Linked DNA regions of Homo sapiens: region 2 is linked to region 1. A link is an interaction called in ENCODE POLR2A ChIA-PET data of the cell type or tissue named here. Cell type or tissue: Caco-2. All regions are shown on one strand. Links, peaks and the distances in the headings refer to the core of each region. The heading gives the core; the rest is flanking DNA. Region 1 has its middle 100 kb from the start of KIF5B. Region 2 overlaps KIF5B (kinesin family member 5B).

Region 1 (10,577 bases), core at 3,685-6,184:
GTGAGCCACTGCTTATGGCCTTATGGGATGTTTTATGTTCTTTTGTGATCTTTCTCTCCTTTTAAAATCCTAACATTCTTGTACAACTATGTTCATAGCAACATTATTCACAATAGATAAAATGTGGAAGCAACCCAAGTGTCCATCCATGGATGAATGGCTAAGCAAAATGTGACACATCCATGCAATGAAATATTACTCAGCCTTGAAAAGAAGGCAATTCTGTCACATGCTACTACATGAATGAAGTTTGAGGACATTATGCTAAGTGAAATAAGCCAGTCACAAAAAAAAGAATGCCGTATGATTCCATTTGTAAGAGGGACTCTCATTATTCTCTTACTTCTGTAATCCCTGCAGGACACTGGAGGCTCTGGAGTGGACTTCAGTGTATTTGCTGGCCAACATCCCTTCCCTCTTCTATTACAGCATTTCCTTCCCAATTCCATTTTGTGGGTGGAGCAAGGGGAAGGGCTGTCACTCACAACATTCTACCTCCAGGCCATAGCGATTGGCCCAGGGATAGGCATGTGACCAAGCCAGGCAAATTGGAGTGTTCTCCAACTTGTGGAGACATTTGGAGGTCTCCAATGTTACATTTGCATGCTAGGAAGGATAGAGAGACTCCCTTGTTCTTGGATCTTAAGCTCTCAGATTGCTAATCCTTAGTCATGTTCCTTGGAGGAGGCTTGGCTGCTGCAGCATAAAGTGAAACGAGTCCACAGACAGAAGCAAAACTAAGTGATGAAGTTAATGTGTGTTAATAAATTTCTGGTTGAAGTGGTTTGATTCAGGTGTCTGCCACTTGCAACTAAAAAAGTCCTGATTAAGAAATAACCTCGGCTGGGCACAGTGACTCATGCCTGTAATCCCAGCACTTTGGGAGGCTAAGGCGGGCAGATCATGAGGTCAGGAGTTTGAGACCAGCCTGGCTAATACAGTGAAACCCCATCTCTACTAAAAATACAAAGTTAGTCGGGCGTGGTGGTGCATGCCTGTAATCCCAGCTACTCGGGAGGCTGAGGCAGGAGAATCGTTTGAACCCGGGAGGCAGAGGTTGCAGTGAGCCGAAATCGCACCATTGCACTCTGGCCTGGGCAACAAGAGCAAAACTTCGTCTCAAAAAAAAAAAAAAAAAAAAATATATATATATATATATATAAAACCTCATTTTTAGGAACATCTACTGCCTTCCATTCATATTTTAACGAGGTGTACTACATTCACTTTATAAAAAAATCTTTACTTAAAAATAATTATAAATTCATAGGAAGTTGTAAAGATAGTACAGAGAAGTCTGTGTAGCCTTCACCCAATTTCCTTCAATAACTACATCTTTTGTAACTATAGTACAATATCAAAAACAGGAAATTAACATTGGGACAATGTGTGTGTGTGCATGTGTGTGTATGTGTGTGTGGTTCTCTGTTGTTTTACCACATCAGATTCATGTAACTAGCATTGCAATCAAAACAAAGGACTTTTCCATTACTACAAAAATGTCACTTGTACTACTCATTATCATAGTCTTCTAGTGTCAACATTTTACTAGTTTGAATGAAGTGTACAAACCTTACCTCCCTTTACATTCCTTTAACCTCCCCATTATTGGATAATTGTCTTAATTATTTCCTCTTCATGCATTGGAACCACATCTGACATTGTTATAATTTTCACTTTAACTATCAAACACAATTTAGAAAACTCCAGAAGAGAAGGAAAGTCTATTGTATTTACTCCTATTTTCACTTTTGTTGTTATTATTTTCTTTTCTGATATTCCAATATTTTTTCTTTTATTACTTCTTTTCTCTTAAGAGAACTTTCTTTAGCCATTCTTTCAAAGCAGGTCTACTAGTGACAAATTCTCTTAGTTTTGTTTCATATGAGGATGTCTTGATTTCCCTTTCATTTCTGAAGACGATATTAACTGGATATAGAATTCTGGGTTGACAATTCTTTTCTTTCGGAACTTGAAAAATGCTGTGCCAATTCCTTCTGGCCTCATGGTTTCTGATGAGAAATCTGCTGCCACTGGAATTGTTTTTCCCTTATACATAAGGTGTATTTCTCTCATGTTGCTTTAAAATATTTTCGTTTTTCTTTAGTTTTCAGAATTTGACTGTGACGTGTCCTGGTATGGATTCTTTGGCTTTATCCTGTTTGAGATTCTCTAGGTTTCCTGAACCTTTAGGTTTATGTATCTTGCCTAATTTGGGGAAATTTCAGCCATTATTTCTTCAAATACTTTTCTAGTACTTCCTGTCCCCTTTCTCCTCTCCTGGGACTTTGATGACACAAATATTTTGATAATTTTCTACAGGTCTCTAATGATCTCTTCTTTTCTTTTTCCAGCCTATTTTCTCTGTTTTGCTATTGAACCCATCCATTGAGTTTTTCACTTGTTTATTGTATTTTCAGTTCAAAATTTTTGACTTGAGTTTTTTTTATAGCTTTTATTTCTTTGGTCAGATTTATATTTTTTTCCATTTGGTTCAAGTATGTTCATAATTGATCACTGAAGCTTTTTTCTTTTTTATTAAGAGACTATGATTGCACCACTGCACTCCACTCTGTTGCCTAAGTTGGAGTGCAGTGGTGCAATCATAGCTCATTGCAGCCTTGGATTCCTAAGTGCAAGAGATCCTCCCACTTCACCCTCCCAAGTAGCTGGGAGTGCAGGCACATGTCGCCACCCAACTAAATTTTTTAGTTTTATTTTTTGTAGATGCAAGGTCTTACTATGTTGCCCAGGCTGGTCTTGAACACCTATCCTCAAGTGATCCTCCTGCCTCAGGCTCCCAAAGCACTGGGACTACAGGCATGAGACACCATGCCTGGCCTCATTAAAGCATTTTTTTTTTTAGATGGAGTTTCGCCCTTGTCACCCAGGCTGGAGTGCAATGGCATGATCTGGGTTCATTGCAACCTCCATCTCCCTGGTTCAGGCAATGCTCCTGCCTCAGCCTCCTGAGTAGCTGGGATTACAGGGACCTATCACCATACCCAGCTAATTTTTGTATTTTTAGTAGAGACAGGGTTTCACCATCTTGGCCAGGCTGGTCTCAAACTCCTGACCTCAGGTGATCCACCTGCCTCGGCCTCCCAAAGTGCTGGGATTACAGGCGTGAACCACTGTGCCTGGCCTAAAGCATTTTTATAATGGCTATTTTAAAATCCTTGTCAGATAATTCTAACATCTGTGCCATCTTGGTGTTGGTGTATCCTGGTTATCTTTTCTCATTCCAGTTGATATTTTCCTGGTTCTTGGTATGATGAGTGATTTTCTGTTGAAACATAGACATTTGGGGTATTATGTTAGACATTGTGTCTCTTATTTAAATCTTCTGTTGAACAGACCTCCTCTCACATTGCTCTACTCATTACTGCTAGGTAGGTGTTGACCCCAGGATACCCATTCTGCCTTCACTGATGCCTGGGACACCTCCTTGTTTTTGATAAGTAGGGGTGGAAGCTCAGCCCCCCTACTAGGCCTCCACTGATTATCCTAGATGGGGGGCACAGGGGTGCCTTGTTACTGCTCCCCACATGGCCCCTACTGAGGCCATGGGAGGTCACTTCCTTACCCTGGGCAGGGATGAAAGTCTTGACTCTCCACTAGGCTTCCTCTGACACAACCCCAGTGGTGTCTGTCTCATCACTGCAAGCTTTTGGCAACAGTAGCATTCTGAACCCTCCAGTCAGCCTTTGCCGGTGGGAGTGAGAGTGGAGCCACAGCTTTATCTGTGATGTTTGGCTGGAGTAGAGTGGTTGTTTATCTAAAAGATTTCCTTCTTGCCAGGCTACCCCTTTTCTCTTCCTTTGGCTAGAAAGAGCAGATTTTTCTTGAGTTTTGTTTTGTTTCTGATTTTTGTTCCTATTGGTGTTTCTGTGTTACCAGCTTCTCTGGCATCCAGAATGGGGAATATGAGTCAGAAAGAAAACCCAGGAAACTCACTATTGTTGTTCTTCAGGTTCTGAGGTCCCTCGTCAGGCTAATTTCTTCCCTCCACCTTTCAGAGTCTTTGTGTGTTTTATATGTGAGGTCCAGGGTTTTAGTTGCACTTGGTGAGATGAATAGGGAAAAGTGCATCTGCTCCTTTTTTTTCTGGAAGTCAACATCTTGCATTTGTTTTTGAAACTATATTAACTCCTTCTGGAACATGCAAGGATATACATAAATAAATGGTGGCAGATGTCTTTCAAGTTCCAGCTCAAATCTCATCTTCTCCATGGAGGCTTCCCTTAGGGTCTTCTTCTGGTTGATTACTGAACTCTATTTCTACTTCCATCGTCATAGTGATCTTATTATGTTTGTGCCCATCTCTGTATGCCTTCACAGAACACAGACTACACTCAGATTTGCTGGTGTATTTGTTATATGAGTGCATCCAAAGGAAGGATGCAGTAGTAAACTTTCGTAACAAGTGACAAGCTAGAATTCAATCACAAGCTGTGCTGTCTTAGGGATTCTCATTTGTATACAAACTTTTCCATGTATCTCTGCTAAATTTTATTGCTATGACTTTTAGACATCTTCAATCATATAATTCAAACTTATCCTTAGATCTGGCCAAACAGGTTATACATTAAGTCTTCAGTAAATATTAGTGTAATGTATGCTGGCTGGGGGAAAATCTCTTTCCCGATGTCCAAACAAATCCCCAAAGCTCACAGGATGGAAAGCTCCGGAGGCTATGCTCTTTAATCTTTGTACCACTAGCTTCCAGCACTCTATAGGATGCATGAAAGGTAAAAGAATTCTCACCTGTTAGTTTTAATTTTCTCTGTGAAGTAAGAGGCAAGGTCATTTACTGAGAGAGAAGGCAAATGGAACAGACATCTTGAAAGACAGGTGATGCAATGGCTCACGGCTGTAATTCCAATACTTTGGGAGGCTTTGGTGGGAGGATCACTTGAGGCCAGGAGTTTGAGACCAGCCTGGGCAATATAGCGAGACATCATCTCTACAAAAACTTTAAAAATTAGCCAGGTATGGTGGCTCATGCCTACAGTCCCAGCTACTTGGGAAGATGAGGTGGAAGGATCCCTTGAGCCCAGGAGTTCCAGCTTACAGTGAGCCATGATCAGGCCACTGCACTCTAGCCTGGGTGACAGAGCAAAATTCTCTCCCAAAATAATAAAAAAATAAAGAAAAAATAGGCTGGACATGGTGGCTCACATCTGTAATGCTAGCACTTTGGAAGGTCGAGGTAGGTGGATCACCTGAGGTTAGGAGTTTGAGACCAGCCTGGCCAACATGGTGAAACCCTGTCTCTACTAAAAATACAAAAATTAGCTGGGTGTGGTGGTGTGTGCCTGTAATCCCAGCTACCTGGGAGGCTGAGGAAGGAGAATCCCTGGAACACAAGAGGCAGAGGCTGCAGTGAGCCGAGATCGCGCCACTACACTGCAGCCTGGGCAACAAAGCGAGACTTCATCTCAAAAAAAAAAAAAGAAAGAAAGAAAAAATAGAGAAAGGTGATGGCTTAGATTTTACCCAATGTAAAAAAAAAAAAGATTAATTTGTGTAGAATTGGAGGAATGAGGGAGAAAGGGTTGTCTGGGACCATTTAAGCTTTGAAGGAGTTTATTCCTGAAAAAAGAAAAGTGAACAATACTCAAGAACAAAGAAGAAATATAAAAATAATTTATTCTCATTACTAAGCCGTATAATCTTACAATAGAAAATTTAGAATACTGGCCAGGTGCAGTGGCTCGTGCTTGTAATCCTAGCACTTTGGGAGGCTGAGGTAGGAGGATTGCTTGAACCCAAGAGTTCAGAAGGGCCAGTCTAGGCAACTTAGTGAGAACCTATCTCTACAAAAAGTAAAAAAATAAAAAAAATTAGCCAGGTATAGTGATGCATGTTTATAGTCCCAACCTTTTGGGAGGTTGAGGTGGGAGGATTACCTGAGCCCAGGAGACTAAGGTGGCAGTGAGCCATTATCACCCCACTGCACTCTAGCCTGGGCAACAGAGCAAGACCCTATCTCAAAAAACAACAACAGGCTGGGCACGGTGGCTCATGTCTGTAATCCCAGCACTTTGGGAGGCCAAGGCGGGCAGATCACCTGAGGTCAGGAGTTCAAGACCAGGCTGGCCAACATGGTGAAACCCCATCTCTACTAAAAATACAAAAAAATCAGCCAGGTGTGGTGGCAGGCACCTGTAATCCCAGCTACTCAGGAAGCTGAGACAAGATAATCACTTGAACCTGGGAGGCGGAGGTTGCAGTGAGCCAAGACTGTGCCATTGCACTCTGGCCTGGGCAAGAGAAGAGTGAAACTACGTCTCAAAAACAAAACAAAACAAAACAAGAACAAGAACAACAACAATAAAAATGTAGAGTACTATATACAGTTAAGCATGAAAGTATAAGCTACCTTATATAATGTCTTCTCCCCCTAGATAATCGCTGTTAACATTTTGGTATACACAATATACTTATAGTCTTTTTAAAAGCAGAAATATACTTTTTAAATGGTATCACGGTATTCATATCATTTTGTTGACTACATTTTGTGTTTTTATAAATCGTGAATAATTTTTCATGTCATAATTGTCTTTCCTACAACAGCATGTTTAATGGCAGCAGATAGTGCTCTATTATATACCTACTTTTTTTTTTTTGAGACAGAGTTTTCTTACTCTTGTTGCCCAAGCTAGAGTGCAATGGCGTGATCATGGCTCACTGCAATTTCTGCCTCCCGGGTTCAAGCAATTCTCCTGCCTCAGCCTCCCGAGGAGCTGGGATTAGAGGCTCACACAACCATGCCTGGCTAAGTTTTTGTACTTTTAGTAGAAACAGAGTTTCACCATGTTAGCCAGGCTGGTCTTGAACTCCTGATCTCAGGTGATCCACACACCTCGGCCTCCCAAAGTGCTGGAATTACAAGCGTGAGCCACCGCACCCGGCCATACGTACATATTTTATTTAAATAATTTCTCCTATTTATTGAACATAATGGTTTTATAGCTTTTCAGTATTATAAACAGCACTAGCATGACCCTCTTTGTCACTACGACTTAGAGCACAATCATGATAAATTCTAGAAGTAGAATTCGTAAATCAAAATTTAGGCAAAAGTCTAAGACCTTTGAAATGTAATGCAAAATGCTTGTTGAATAGCTTGATATTACTGTGACTTTTATATTAGCCAACTTAAATGACCACTAGCAGTTTGTGAGAGTGAAGAAAGCATTTCTGTTAAGGGAGATATGAGCATTTCTTCTATGCTGAATGGAAGATGACAACACAAAAGAAGTTGAAATTCTTTTTCTTTTTCTTTTTCTTTTTTTGAGACAGAGTCTCACTCTGTCGCCCAGGCTGGAGTGCAGTGGCGTGATCTCAGCTCACTGCCACCTCTGCCTCCTGGGTTCAAATGATTCTTCTGCCTCAGCCTCCCAAGTAGCTGGGATTACAGGTGCACACTACCATGCCCAGCCAATTTTTGTATTTTTAGTAGAGATGCCATGTTGGCCAGGCTGGTCTCAAACTCCCGACCTCAGGTGATCCACCTGCCTTGGCCTCCCAAAGTGCTGGGATTACAGGCGTGCGCCACCGCGCCCGGCCCTAAGTTGGAATTATAGGAGAGGGCCGGTCACAGCCTTGAGGAGATGGGAAGAGGTGAATGTGGAACATGAGAATATGGAGATGAAGGGACGCTTCTGAGATGGGAAGGAAAAGAACATATGGATTTGTAGTGAACCTGCAGGTATGGGGAGGTGGGACGTGAATGAAGTTCCCCGACACACTCAAGTTTCTCTGTGAAGTAAAAGGCAGACTCAGTTGTTGAGCAAGAAGAAGGCAGGAATGAGATATGGCCTTGAATAGGGTGGAAAAGTTTTGGAACAGCCAATGAGCAACGCAGGTGAGGGAGCCTGACCAAATACCTGAGAGGATTGCCGGGATGTTCTATGCACACATCCCAGGGCGGCGATCATGAGTTTATAGTGTTACCCATCTAGAGAGTTGTTCTTCAACCTGGAACTGCCCTGTGGCTGGGCTCTTCCCGTCATTCAGACCTTTAGCAAACTGGCATTCTCGGATAGAGCCTCTCCCATCATATTATCTAAAGACGCACCTGTTCTGTGCCTCTGGCACACCATTCCATTATCAAGGTACTTGTCACCATGGAAAGGATGTACTTTATTTATGTGTTTCTGTTTACTCATTTGTTTTTATTTGTCCTTTACTACACTGTAAGCACCTGAGCAGACACCTGTTTATATTATTCATCGCTGTGTTCTCAATGCATAGAACAATACCTAGTGCATTACTTACCTTTAAAATAAATATTGATTTTTTTTTTTAAACAGAGTCTCACTCTGTCACCCAGGCTGGAGTGCAGTGGTGCAATCTTGGCTCACTACAACCTCTGCCTCCCGGGTTCAAGCGATTTTCCTGCCTCAGCCTCCTGAGTAGTTGGGATTACAGGTGTGCGCTACCACGCCCAGCTAACTTTTTGTATCTTTAGTAGAGACGGGGTTTCCGCATGTTGGTCAGGCTGGTCTCGAACTCCTGACCTCGTGATCTGCCCGCCTTGGCCTCCCAAAATGCTGGGATTACAGGCATGAGCCACAGTGCCCAGCCTGATTTTTTTTTTTTTTTTTTTTTTAGACAGAGTCTCACTCTGTCACCCAGACTGAGGTGCAGTGATGCAATCTCGGCTCACTGCAGCCTCAACTTCCCAGGTTCAAGCGATTCTTGTCCTTCAGCCTCCTGAGTAGCTGGGATTATAGTATGTGCCACCATGACCAGCTAATTTTTTGTATTTTTAGTAGAGATGGGGTTTCATCATGTTGGTCAGGCTGATCTTGAACTCCTGGCCTTAAGTGATCCGCCTGCCTCAGCCTCCCAAAGTGCTGGGATTACAGGCGTGAGCCACTGCGCCTGGCTTATATTGTTGATTGAATAAAATGAGTTAATAGTTAGAAACATGATGGAATTTATTTGTGATAGAAAAACAAGGAAACAGCAAGGATGGTTGGGGAGAAAATGCAAAGCATCATGGAATAAGAGGATGGGAGGAGAGGGAAGAGCTGGGAACTTGCATTTAAAGCAGCGCGGCAGGAATCTGGAGACCAGCGTTTGACTGCTCTCAGGATTCCGGGGCAGTGGAGGTGGGATGCCCCAGTGCTGCGAGTGGTCTGGACACACTGGGCAACAGCTGCCTGGTACTTAGATGAGGAGTGACTGAGGAGGGGAATATTCACATACTGGGACAGATGATGGACGGAGTGGGTCCCTGTGATATGCCTCAAAAAATGCCACAGAAGGGCCTTGTCTTCCTGCACATATCCTAGGCAGAAAGGTGTGCCCTATTGAAAGGTGATGAAGGGCAAGCTGCCCTAACAATTCCACCTGATACCATCGAGGAGATTCCATCTGAGAGCCAGGAATAAGTGCAATAGAACATTCTGAGCTGGCTGAGCTAGGCCACAGCTGGCTCTATGTCAGCCCATTTATGTGCACAAAAACTTTTGTTCTGTAACCAGGAGAGGAAGGAGGAGTTTTGAGTAAGCCCATGGGAGGGTAGAGAGTAGAGGGGAAGAAAGAGTCAGGCATTGCAATCATTCCCTTTGTGGGCCCTTGGACTGGGCTCAGAGGGCTAGAAATAGATGCAATTGATTCTTGTGAGATTCATGGCAACGGGTGATGGCCAGAAGATGATGAAACAGGACTTGAGGGCTCTGTAGGATGCTAGGCAGAGTAGAGCTGTTTTGAAACTCAAAGAAAGAGGGGTGGGCTAGGCACAGCGCCTCATGCCTGTAATCCCAGTACTTTGGGAGGCCGAGACAGGAGGATCACTTGAAGCCAGGAATTCAAGACCAACCTGTGCAGCATACGAGACCCTGTCTCTACAAAAAATTAAAAAATTAGCAGGGCATGGTGGCACACACCTGTAGGCCTAGCTACTTGGGAGGCTGAGGCAGAGGACAGCTTGAGCCCAGGAGTTGGAGGCTGTAGTGAGCCATGATCACGCCACTGCACTCCAGCGTGGGCAACAGAGAAAGACCTTGTCTCAAAAAAAAGGGGGTTAACTGAAGACGCCCAAGTTCCCTGGGCTTGGTGATGGTGGGCAGGGAGTGGCCAACCTTCCCACCCAACTCACTCTGGTCTCTGTCTGCCTCTCTGCAGACAGTCCAACCTGCATGGGCTCCCTCCGAATGTTTCGGAGACTCTGTGAGGGGCCCGCACATGCTGCACGCATTCCTTCTGGCTATTGCTCCTCTTTGCTGCTCCTCTGTTGCCACTCCTTGCCAGCTGGTGACAGTAATGTGACTGTGCTCTCAAGCACTGGATGGGCCTGGCTCCAAAGTGTTGCTAACTCCAAGCTGTTCTGAGGACTCAACTTTATTGATATCTTGAGACTAAAAGGGATTACAATGCGGAAAACAAAAACTCAAAATTCAGTGTTGATATCACTGCTAGGAAGTCCCCAGCTTAGCCCCCGGCCTCCCTGGCGTCGAGGGATCACTCTTTCCAGAGTATAAGCCCCCTGCTAGAGCATGGGCCCCCGCTCCATACCTGCAAGGCTGCCTCCTTTTCCACCATAGGTCAATCAAAGGTGG
Region 2 (10,577 bases), core at 3,765-6,264, 130 kb before region 1:
TATCAATATCACAGTTTTCTCAATGTCATCATTAAAATTTCCAAACTTTTAAATTCTATAATCTCATCAAGGACTTTTCTGTTATCCTATACCCTATGGAGGAAAAGAGGAAAGGGACCTGGCTACTTGTGGACATACAAAATTTTTCGTATTTTGGTTTGAAATCATGATTCTGTTCTCCTCTGTCTTTCATCTTCCTGAATCCTTATGCCTACTTCCATCAGGTATTCATAGTAAGACCTACGCCCCAAACCTCATCATTATTTTGTTATGTTATTCTCTTCTTGGTTCCTACTCAAATTGTTGCAAACTCTGACTTCCATAAACTCTATGTATGTGCACATGGTTATGGAGGCAGGGAAATTGCTTCTAGATAAACTAAGATGACAACTTAAAAAAAAAAAAACCTTTGAAAATCCATAGAATTTCCAGAAAAGTTTTTCCCAGTTAAGAATTTTGAGTCAGGGTCTCGCTCTGTCACCCAGGCTGTAGTACAATCATAGCTCACTTCAGCCTCAGATTCCAATACTCAAGCAATCCTCGTGCCACAGCCTCCTGGGTCACTGGGACTACAGGCATGTGCCACCAAGCTCAGCTAATTTAAAAAATTATTTTTTGTAGAGATGGAGTCTCACTATGTTGCCCAGCTGGTCTTGAACTCCTGACTTCTAGTGATCCTCCCACCCCAGCCTCCCAAAGCACTGGGGTCACAGGCCATCAGCCACTGCACCCAGCCAAGAATTTTTTTAAAAAAGGAAACTAAATAAAGGATTTGGAGAAGACTGTGGTATGCAATAATAGACTTAGGTTGGGGATTTTTTTCTTTTACTGAATAATTTAGATCAAAAGACCTAAAAAAAAGCCTCAAAAATTTCACCTGGAATTTAGAAGTTTTACTCATAAATGAGAAAATTCTTTATTTTCCAAGATAAAAATGTAATTTTGATGAAAACTGCAGGTTTCTAATAAGAATATATACCATGACCATCAGTAACCGATTCTTTCCTCCTAACTAGAGAAGTATAATACTTACTCTTGAAGATCAGTAATAAGTTTTGCTTTTGCTTCTACTTCATCTCTCAAACTACTGATCTGTTTTTGATGAGTTTCTCTATGGCTCTGGATCTGCTGTTCAACAGCTTGCTAAAATTTTGGGGGGGAAAAGGATGTTAAAGTCAGACTAATCAAAATTAATACTGATTAATTAAAGCTGTTAGAAATGTGACATCAAACTTGCCTTAACTTCATTTGCAGTCTGAACCTTATTTAAGTGCTCCTTTTCCATTTCATGGACTTTCTCTGTTTGAATAGAGAGAAAATAGAAGAGTGAAATAAGCCTTTAAGGTTCCTCATATAAACCAAGGAGCAAATGGATTTTACAATAAGCATTTTCCTTAGCAATATTCAACTTCAAATTACCCAAATGTCACCTGCTCTCCAAGTTCAATGACATGTAGACTAGTATACAAGTTACATCCATTGTGTTGGTATTATGTATTCCTTTATGGTTTGTTTGGTTTTTTTTTTTTTGGCCTAATCCAGAACAGATTAGTTAAGGGAATGGTAAAGAAATGAGATAACTCCTAAGTCCCCTATGTTAAGACACACACACACACACACCCCGCTTCGTAACTGTGGGAAATCCCCAGATTGGCTATTTCCATATTCAAACAAAATCTTAAAAATATATATATATATGTTTTGACAGGCACAGTGGCTCATGCCTGTAATCCCAGCACTTTGGGAGGCCAAGGCAGGCAGATCACGAGGTCAGGAGATCAAGACCATCCTGCGTAACACGGTGAAGCCCTGTCTCTACAAAAAAGGTAAAAAATTAGCCAGGCGTGGGGGCATGTGCCTGTGGTCCTAGCTACTAGGGAGGCTGCAGCAGGAGAATCACTGGAACCCAGGAGGTGGAGGTTGCAGTGAGTCAAGATAGTGCCACTGCACTCCAGCCTGGGCAACAGAGTGAAGACGCCGTCTCAAAACAACAACAAAAAAATGTTTCAAAGCAACATTAATATGTATGATTTGTTTACCATTCGAAATCAGCCATATTCCTACTATTTCTTTCAGTGTGAATATTAAGTTTACTACAATTATACTAAAATAAGAACACAGATGTAACTCATAAACAGTTGGAAGCTATACCTTGTGCTCGAAGCTGGACTAGTTCTTCACTGAGGGCATCGACAGATTCCTCCAACTGTCTTTTCTTTTGTTCCACATTTTGAAGGTATTCAGTCAATGACTTGATTTTGGCTTCATGCTTTTGGAAAAAATATACTGATATGAAGTGGAAAACATATGCATACACTTTAAGAATATTTGACAGTAAACATTTCATTATCTATATATGATAAATTTGGGAATATTTAAAACTAAAATATTCAGGAGCCAATTTTGAAATGTTAAAGAATGTAATCAATTAATTCATTGGTGATCATAACTTGCAAACTAAGGCACTGAAGACTCAAATATGAAATACTAATTTTACAGATACCACCATCTAACGTTACCATCTTCCCTCCTTGTGAAATTCTGATAGTGGTGAATGGCCCCATTCATTCAGTTGCCAAGCCAGGAAACTGGTTCCCTGCAGTTTTGCCCACCCTGGAATTCTGAAGTCTTTAACAAGTTACCACCAGTCACATCATTCTGGTAAATTTCTATACATAACCCATATTTATGTTAGGCAAATATAACTCAGTTAAATCATTCAAATTTACTGCAGCTAGACTAGGAAAAAAACAACTAAATTTCACCTATAGACACACATTTTTCTGAAAACTTGTATAATAAATAAAATTTCTATGTGGCTGTTTCAAAAAAATGAATAAACTTTGTTCTATAACATACTTGAGAGATACGAAGCTGACATGCTGCTAACTCCTTTTCATTTTCTTCCATTTTTTTGTTGCTCTCAGTTTGTGTGCTTTCTAACTGCTTGCAACGTTTCACCATGGTTTTTACTTCTGACTTCATTTTGCTAATGTAGAGTCTTGCAACAGTGAACTCTTCATCTATCATGCCAGTTCCCTCAGGCTGCTGTAAGGAAAAAGTAAAATAAAAAATTAAAGCCAAAAATGTTCAATGTGTGTTTTCCCAATTAGGCTATAAAATCTTTTTATAAAATATATTTTAGTATTACTCAATATTCATACAAAGTCTGGATCTTATTTTTTTCTTTTATTACTGTTTTCAACGAAAGGTAAATAAATACAGCTTACTTTTTGCCTTCCTTTTTTTAAAAACTGAGAATAATGTTAATACATGCCAACAAGAAAAATAAATAAATGTAAACCTAAAGAAAACACAAAAATACAACCAAACTAATAAATTCTGCCTCTTTCAATTTTTTCACTTCCTCTTTACAGGACCTCTTCAGTAAATTCATTGTTAATCATGTGCACGTTCAGCTTAAAATTTAACAAGAGGATGTTTAGGTGGCAGGGAAAGGATGAACTTTAAGCTCAACCAGAAGGAATTGTGGTCACTGTATATTCCTTCACCTTCAGGAAGAAATAAAACTGTGCAGATGACATGATTAAGTTTACATGTAAAGTCAAAAGACCCTGAATAGCTAGCACAACACTAAGGACAAACAAAGTCACAGGACTTGACACTATGCAACTTACTGTAAAGCTATAATAATCAAAACAGTACAGTGCTGGCAAAGAACAGATAAACAGGTTAACAGAACAGAATAAAGAGCCCAGGAATAAAACCACAAAATACAGTCAACTGATCTCTGACAAAGGTGCAAAGGCAATTTAATGGAGGGAGGACAGTCTCTTCAACTGGACATCCAGATGTGAAACAATGAATCCTGGTACACACCTTACCCCTTTCAGAAAAATTAACTCCAAATGGATCATAGATCTAAATGTAAATGCAAAACTGAAAAAAAAACTTTTAACACAGGAGAAAATCTAGGTGATATTGGGTTTGGTGACAAGTTTTTAAATACAATACCAAAAACACAATCTATTAATGTAAAACTTGGTAAGTTGGACCTCATTAAAATTAAAAATTTTTAGTCTCAAAAAATGACGTTGAGAGTAAAAAAAAAAAACAAAAAAAAAAAAACAAGACACAGAGAAATAATGCAAAACACTATCTGATAAAAGACTTATATCCAAAACATATGAAGAACTCTTTTTTTTTTTTTTTTTTTTTTTTTTGAGACGGAGTCTCGCTCTGTCGCCCAGGCTGGAGTGCAGTGGCGGGATCTCGGCTCACTGCAAGCTCCGCCTCCCGGGTTCACGCCATTCTCCTGCCTCAGCCTCCCAAGTAGCTGGGACTACAGGCGCCCGCCACTACGCCCGGCTAATTTTTTGTATTTTTAGTAGAGACGGGGTTTCACCGTTTTAGCCAGGATGGTCTTGATCTCCTGACCTCGTGATCCGCCCGCCTCGGCCTCCCAAAGTGCTGGGATTACAGGCGTGAGCCACCGCGCCCGGCCGAAGAACTCTTAAAACTCAACAATAGGAGGCCAGGTACGGTGGCTCACGCCTGTAATCCCAGCAATTTGGGAGGCTGACGCGGGCAGATCACCTGAGGTCAGGAGTTCAAGACCAGCCTGGCCAATATGGCGAAACCCAGTTGCTACTAAAAATACAAAAAATTAGCCAGGTGTGGTAGTGGGAGCCTGTAGTCCCAGCTACTCGGGAGGCTGAGGCAGAAGAATTGCTTGAACCCAGGAAGAGGAGCTTGCAGTGAGCCGAGATCATGCCACTGCACTCCAACCTAGGCGACAGAGCGAGACTCCATCTCAAAATAAAACAAAACAAAACTCAACAACAGGGCCAGGCGCAGTGGCTCATGCCTGTAGTACCAGCACTTTGGGAGGCTGAGGCAGGCGGACCACCTGTAGTCAGGAGTTCGAAACCAGCCTGGACAATATGGTGAAATCCCATCTCTACTAAAAATATAAAAATTAACCAGGCGTGGTGGTACGCGCCTGTGTTCCCAGCTATTTGGCAGGCTGAGGCAGAAGAATCACTTGAACCCAGGAGGCGGAGGTTATGGTGGGCCAAAATCACGCCACTGCACTCCAGCCTGGGTGACAGAGCGAGACTCCGTCTCAAAGAAAAAGAAAACCTCAACAATAAGAAAAAACACAACTGCAAATTAAAATGACAATAAAATAACACCATACATTAGTAAAATCCCAAGAAACTGACAAGAGCAAACACTGGCAATGATGTGGAACAGCAGACTCTCATTCATGGCTGATAGGAATGCAAAATGTTTCCACCACTTTGGAAGACCATTTGGGAGTTCCTTACAAAGCTAACATAGTCATAACGTACAACCTAGCACTTCTAGGTATTTTTACTCAACTGAACTGAAAATTTATGTCCAAAGAATAACTTACACATGAATTATTATTATTTTTTTTGGAGACAGAGTCTCACTCTGTCACCTAGGAAGGAGTGCAGTGGTACCATCTTGGCTCACTGCAACCTCCACTTCCTGGGCTCAAGCAATTCTCGTGCCTTAGCCTCCCAAATAGCTGGGACTATAGGCGTGCACCACTATGCCTGGCTAGTTTTTTTATTTTTTGTAGAGATGGGACTTCACCACTTTGGCCAGGCTGGTCTCAAACTCCTAGCCTCAAGTGATCTGCCCGCCTCGGCCTCCCGAAGTGCTGGGATTACAGGCATGAGCCACCATGCTCAGCCTACACATGAATGTTTATAGCAGCTTTGTTCATTAATTGCCAAAACCTCAAAGTAACCACATAGGTGAATGGATAAACAAACCATGGTACATTCATATCATGGAATATAATTTAGTAATTTAAAAAAATGATCAAGCCATGAAAAGCCATGGAAGAATCTTAAATGCATACTGGTAAGTGAAAGAAACTAGCTGAAAGGGCTACATATACATACTGTATGATTCCAACTATATAACATTTTGGAAACAGCAATACTATAAAGATAGTAAAAACATCAGTGGTTGCCAGAAGTTCAAGAAGTAGAGGTGAATAGCAAAAACACTGGGAATTTGTTAGGGTGGTGTGGGAACTATTCTAAATACCGGACCTATAATATTATGCACTCCTTAAAATCCACACAACTATAGAATACAATGAGTACAACAATCATTGTAAACTGTAACATAAAACTGTAAACTGTAACTTAAGAACAACAACAGGCCGGGCGCAGTGGCTCATGCCTGTAATCCCAGCACTCTGGGAGGCCGAGGTGGGCAGATAAAGAGGTCAGGAGATCAAGACCATCCTGGCTAACACGGTGAAACTCCATCTCTACTAAAAATACAAAAACAAAATTATCCAGGCGTGGTGGCACACGCCTGTAATCCTAGCTACTCGGGAGGCCGAGGTGGGAGAATGGCATGAACCCGGGAGGCGGAGCTTGCAGTGAGCCAAGATCGCACTACTGCACTCCAGCCTGGGAGACACAGTGAGATTCCGTCTCAAAAAAAAAAAAAAAAAAAAAAAAGTAACGCTCTAACAGAGCTTATATATGATGAGAGGAAAAGAATTACTTGTTAATGACAAAAATACTGAGGATCCTTTTTTTTTTTTAATTAGAATAACTATTTGCAAAGACGACTTATTTTCAAACTGCTATGGTATAGTGGAAAAAAAAATCTAGTAGTCATGGAACCTGGATTTCATCCCTCTGCCACTAAACATAAACCATTTCCACTCTCTCTTTACACTTTTTAACTTAAATCATAATTATTTGAACATAAAATATAAGATTTGTCTAAAAAGTTGCAAATCTACAAAGCAAATCTTGAACAACATCTCTCTGGTGTTCTGCGATATGAAATAAATGTACTTTTCCATCCTAGAGATTTCTCTACATCTCACATTACTTCACCATAAACAGAATAGGGCCGAAATGTTCAGACTGATGGTGAAGGGAAAGCAAGTCAAGTGGCCCCATAGTGAGTCCACTGAAGAAATAACATATGAAGAGAAGAGTCATGAGAATCCTTGCCTCCATCAACAAACAGTAACTTTTATTTTGTTGATTTTATCTTTTATTCTTTTTGTATTTTTTAAAAATATTTTTTCTTCATTTTTAAACTGAAGAATCAGTTAACAGCAAACAGCAACATTAAACAATACAAAAGATGGAAATGTGTACTCCATATTGAAAACTTTTACGTCAGTTCCAACTCTGGTTAACAGACTGGGCTTTTTAGTAGGCTCTCAATATAAACCCAAGTGTATATGCTCTCTTTGTATTGTAATTAGGCTTTAATCAAAAAGGTAAAGTCTAAACAGCTACTGCAACATACAAATCTTTCATGTTATATGCATGGTTTTTCAGTTAAGAGTCTTAGTTTGGTTCTTTGGTCTTAGTTTTTAAATCTACCACCAAGTCAAATGCCTAATGCTAACAACCAATATTAGTATCTTTAAAAAGATTAGGACAAAGAGGTATAAAGAAAATATGGACATATTTTGAAAACTGAAAACTCTAGAGTTCATTGTATTATTCTCTCTACTATTATATGTTTGAAATTTTTCACACTAAAATAAAAAAGAATTAAGAAAGCAGTGCTCATCTTTAACTTTTCTTTAAATATTTAAAGCAACCACAAGCCCATTCATTATAAATTTATTCCCTGAGCTAATCTTTTTTTTTTTTTTTTTTCCAGATAGGGTCTCACTGTTGCTCAGGCTGGAGTGCCATGGCACAAACATGGTTCACAGCATCTTTAACCTCCTGCCTCAGTCTCTTAAAATAGCTGGGACTACAGGCATGTATCACCATGCCTACATGCTAGGCTAATTTTTAAATTTTTTGTAGGGACAAGGTCTTGCCACGTTGCCCAGGCTGGTCTCGAACTCCTGGGCTCAAGTGATCCTCCTGCCTTGGCCTCCCAAAGTGCTGGGATTACAGGCTTGAGCCACTATGTCTGGTCCGTGAACTAATCTTAATTGTTGTTCCAATCATTTCACTTATGGAAATTTATTAACGTAATTTTTAAGCACGAATTTTTTTTTTTTCTGGAGACAGCATCTTGATCTGTTGTGCAGGCTGGAGTGCAGTTGCACGATTGCAGCTCACTGCAGCCTTGACCTCCCAGGCTCAAGCAATCCTCCCACCCCAGTAGCTGGGACTACAGGCACACGCCACCATGCCAGGCTCATTTTTGTATTTTTTGTAGAGACAGGGTTTCGCCACATTGCCCAGGTTGGGGAAAATGTTATAGTAAAGAATCAAACATGAGGTCCAATAAATGCCGCCTACTGAATTTACCTATTTGGGTGCCCTTATTCTCTTGCTCTCTCCTGATCTATTTAAAATGCGGTTAATAACATCTACTACACGACTGTTTGTGAGGATGAGATCATGAATACGAAAAGAACTTTACAAACTATTAGTAGTAAACAAAAGTGCCAGTGTATACAGATAATTGTCCTTAATACTTAGTTATTATATTTACCTTTACATCATTATTTCCCACAGCAATTCCTATTTCTGCAAGGTCTTTTAGTAAAGATGCCATCATCTCAGCTGCTCGTTTTTTCTGGTGGTTGGTCATTTCCTTAAGTTTCTGAAGCTCAGCATCTATACTCGCTAAAGTTGCCTAAGAGAACCCAAAACAAAAAGTATAGTTAAATCTACTACATGAAAATTCAAATCAAATACTCATCGGTGTTTCAAGTTTTACACCAAGCCCTTACGAAACCATGTCTTTTCTGCTTTCATTTTTCTTGAACTATCTACCAGGTTCTGGGCTCCCAGCTCAAACTTAAAATATATTTTAGACCTAATAGGCTATGGTAAAAGTAGCCACATTGTTTTCAATTAAGAGCAGGCAGTTTCTGTTATTTCACTAAATTCCTGGGATTGAATAATATTTTCTGTCTAAAAATGGGAAGCCTCAAATTTAACTAGATTTGATTATCACTTATTACTATATTATGTCTTATCTTTAGAAAGTGAGTCAGCAAATTAACGTTACAATGACACTCTTTTCTAGATGGTTAGTATGCTTTCTTCATCTACTTTCTATATACTTACTCACTGGAAAGAATCCATGTGATAATACTATGATACAGGCAATTATCCAGGAGCTAGTGTTAAAGTAATATTATCTGAGTTTAATGACTATCATTATAAATCTCAAATCATAGCTGGCTTAACAGCTACAAAATCACCAAATTTTGAAAAGTCCAACCCAGTTTGGTGCCCACTTTAAAATAACTCATATGGCAGAACAGATACAAGGTGAGCATCCCCACTCCGAAGTGCTCGAAAATCTGGGACTTTTTGAGTGCTTGCATGATGCTCAAAGAAAATGCTCACTGAAGCATTTTGGACTTGCCAATTAGAAATGCTCAACTGGTAAGTATAATGCAAACATTCCAAAATCTGAAACGCTTGGGGCTTCTGTATTTGTAATGCCTGTACTATACTGTATTTGTAATGCCATTTATTGACTTTTCATCAGTATCTTTTAGTAAAGATGCCATCATTCCAACTGCTTATTTCTTATGGTAGTTCGTCATTTCCTTAAGTTTCTGAGTATCAGTAGAGTATGTATCCACCCAGGTTAATCTACAATATGATACCAATTATCTTCAAGTCTCATAATATAGCATGCTTCTACCATAATTGTTTAAATTACCAGACACTCTCTAACTGAACAGCAACACTGTCTAAGCATATAAACAGATGCTAAACACTAGGGATTTCTAACTCCTATTATCAATGTAATGCTGATAGATTTCAGCTCCACAAGTGAAACATAAATATAACTGTCTTAAAGACTAAAATCAGCGGCCAAGGACCACCTTTCAGAGTTGTAAAAAACTCCTGTTATTCTTTCATACAACAATTAGCTTTGTTAATAATGCAACTCAGTAAGAGTTAGTTATAATGGTGTCTTAGATCTGTACAGTACTGAATGTTAACTTCAAGCTAACTGTAACTTTGTAGATTAAAAAGAGAAAAGGAACTCATAGGGGCAGGAAACCTTTTAAAAGCATTATTTTGTACTGTTGACTGCTTTCTTTTAGACAAGTTAATGTGAGCAGGGAAATAAGTGGTGGACATGGGTCCTGAGTGCAACTCTAGATGCTGATTTCTAAACAAGAAGCTAGCATTAACCACAACAAAACCACAAAATAGCTCCTCCATGATGATGTTGAAACATTCATAGCTATGTATTATTTCTGTCATCATTGTTGGAGGTTGGCGATGTCTGTCCTGTATCAATTTTCAGCAAGTAAAAATCTCCATCTAGTCGCCAGGCACGGTGGCTCACGCCTGTAATCCCAGCACTTTGGGAGGCTGAGGTGGGTGGATCACCTGAGGTCAGGAGCTCGAGACCAGCCTGGCCAACATGGTGAAACCCTGTTGCTACTAAAAATACAAAATGAGCCGGGCGTGGTGGCGGGCGCCTGTAATCCCAGCTACTCGGGAGACTGAGGCAGGAGAATCATTGAACCCAGGAGGCAGAGGATGCAGTGAGCCAAGATTGCGCCATTGCACTCCAGCCTGGGCAACCAGAGTGAAACTTTGTCTCAAAAAAAAAAAAAAAAATCTCCATCTATTGGGAACCACTACACTGTGCTA

The links. Peaks named below come from ENCODE experiments on the same cell type or tissue, not always from the same donor. Only the 100,000 strongest peaks of a DNase experiment are listed, where the experiment ranks them.
Region 2: POLR2A ChIA-PET joins it to region 1 with 9 read pairs; 2 of 35 experiments call an interaction of 5 or more read pairs at or near these places.

What each region holds. Positions count from the first base shown.
Region 1 is chr10:32,151,505-32,162,081 of GRCh38, forward strand. No RefSeq gene overlaps it. Among named protein-coding and RNA genes, the nearest start is that of KIF5B, 100 kb to the left of the region's middle. In Caco-2, for the core only: no CTCF peak of the experiment used is centred there; a DNase peak (open chromatin) is centred at 4,677.
Region 2 is chr10:32,019,989-32,030,565 of GRCh38, forward strand. It overlaps KIF5B (kinesin family member 5B), which reads right to left. Exons shown (of 26, transcript NM_004521.3): 15 at 8,440-8,583; 16 at 2,860-3,048; 17 at 2,152-2,269; 18 at 1,238-1,299; 19 at 1,034-1,143. It overlaps LOC107984219 (a long non-coding RNA gene), which reads left to right. Exons shown (of 3, transcript XR_001747415.2): 3 at 1-411. Among named protein-coding and RNA genes, the nearest start is that of KIF5B, 31 kb to the right of the region's middle. In Caco-2, for the core only: no CTCF peak of the experiment used is centred there; no DNase peak of the experiment used is centred there.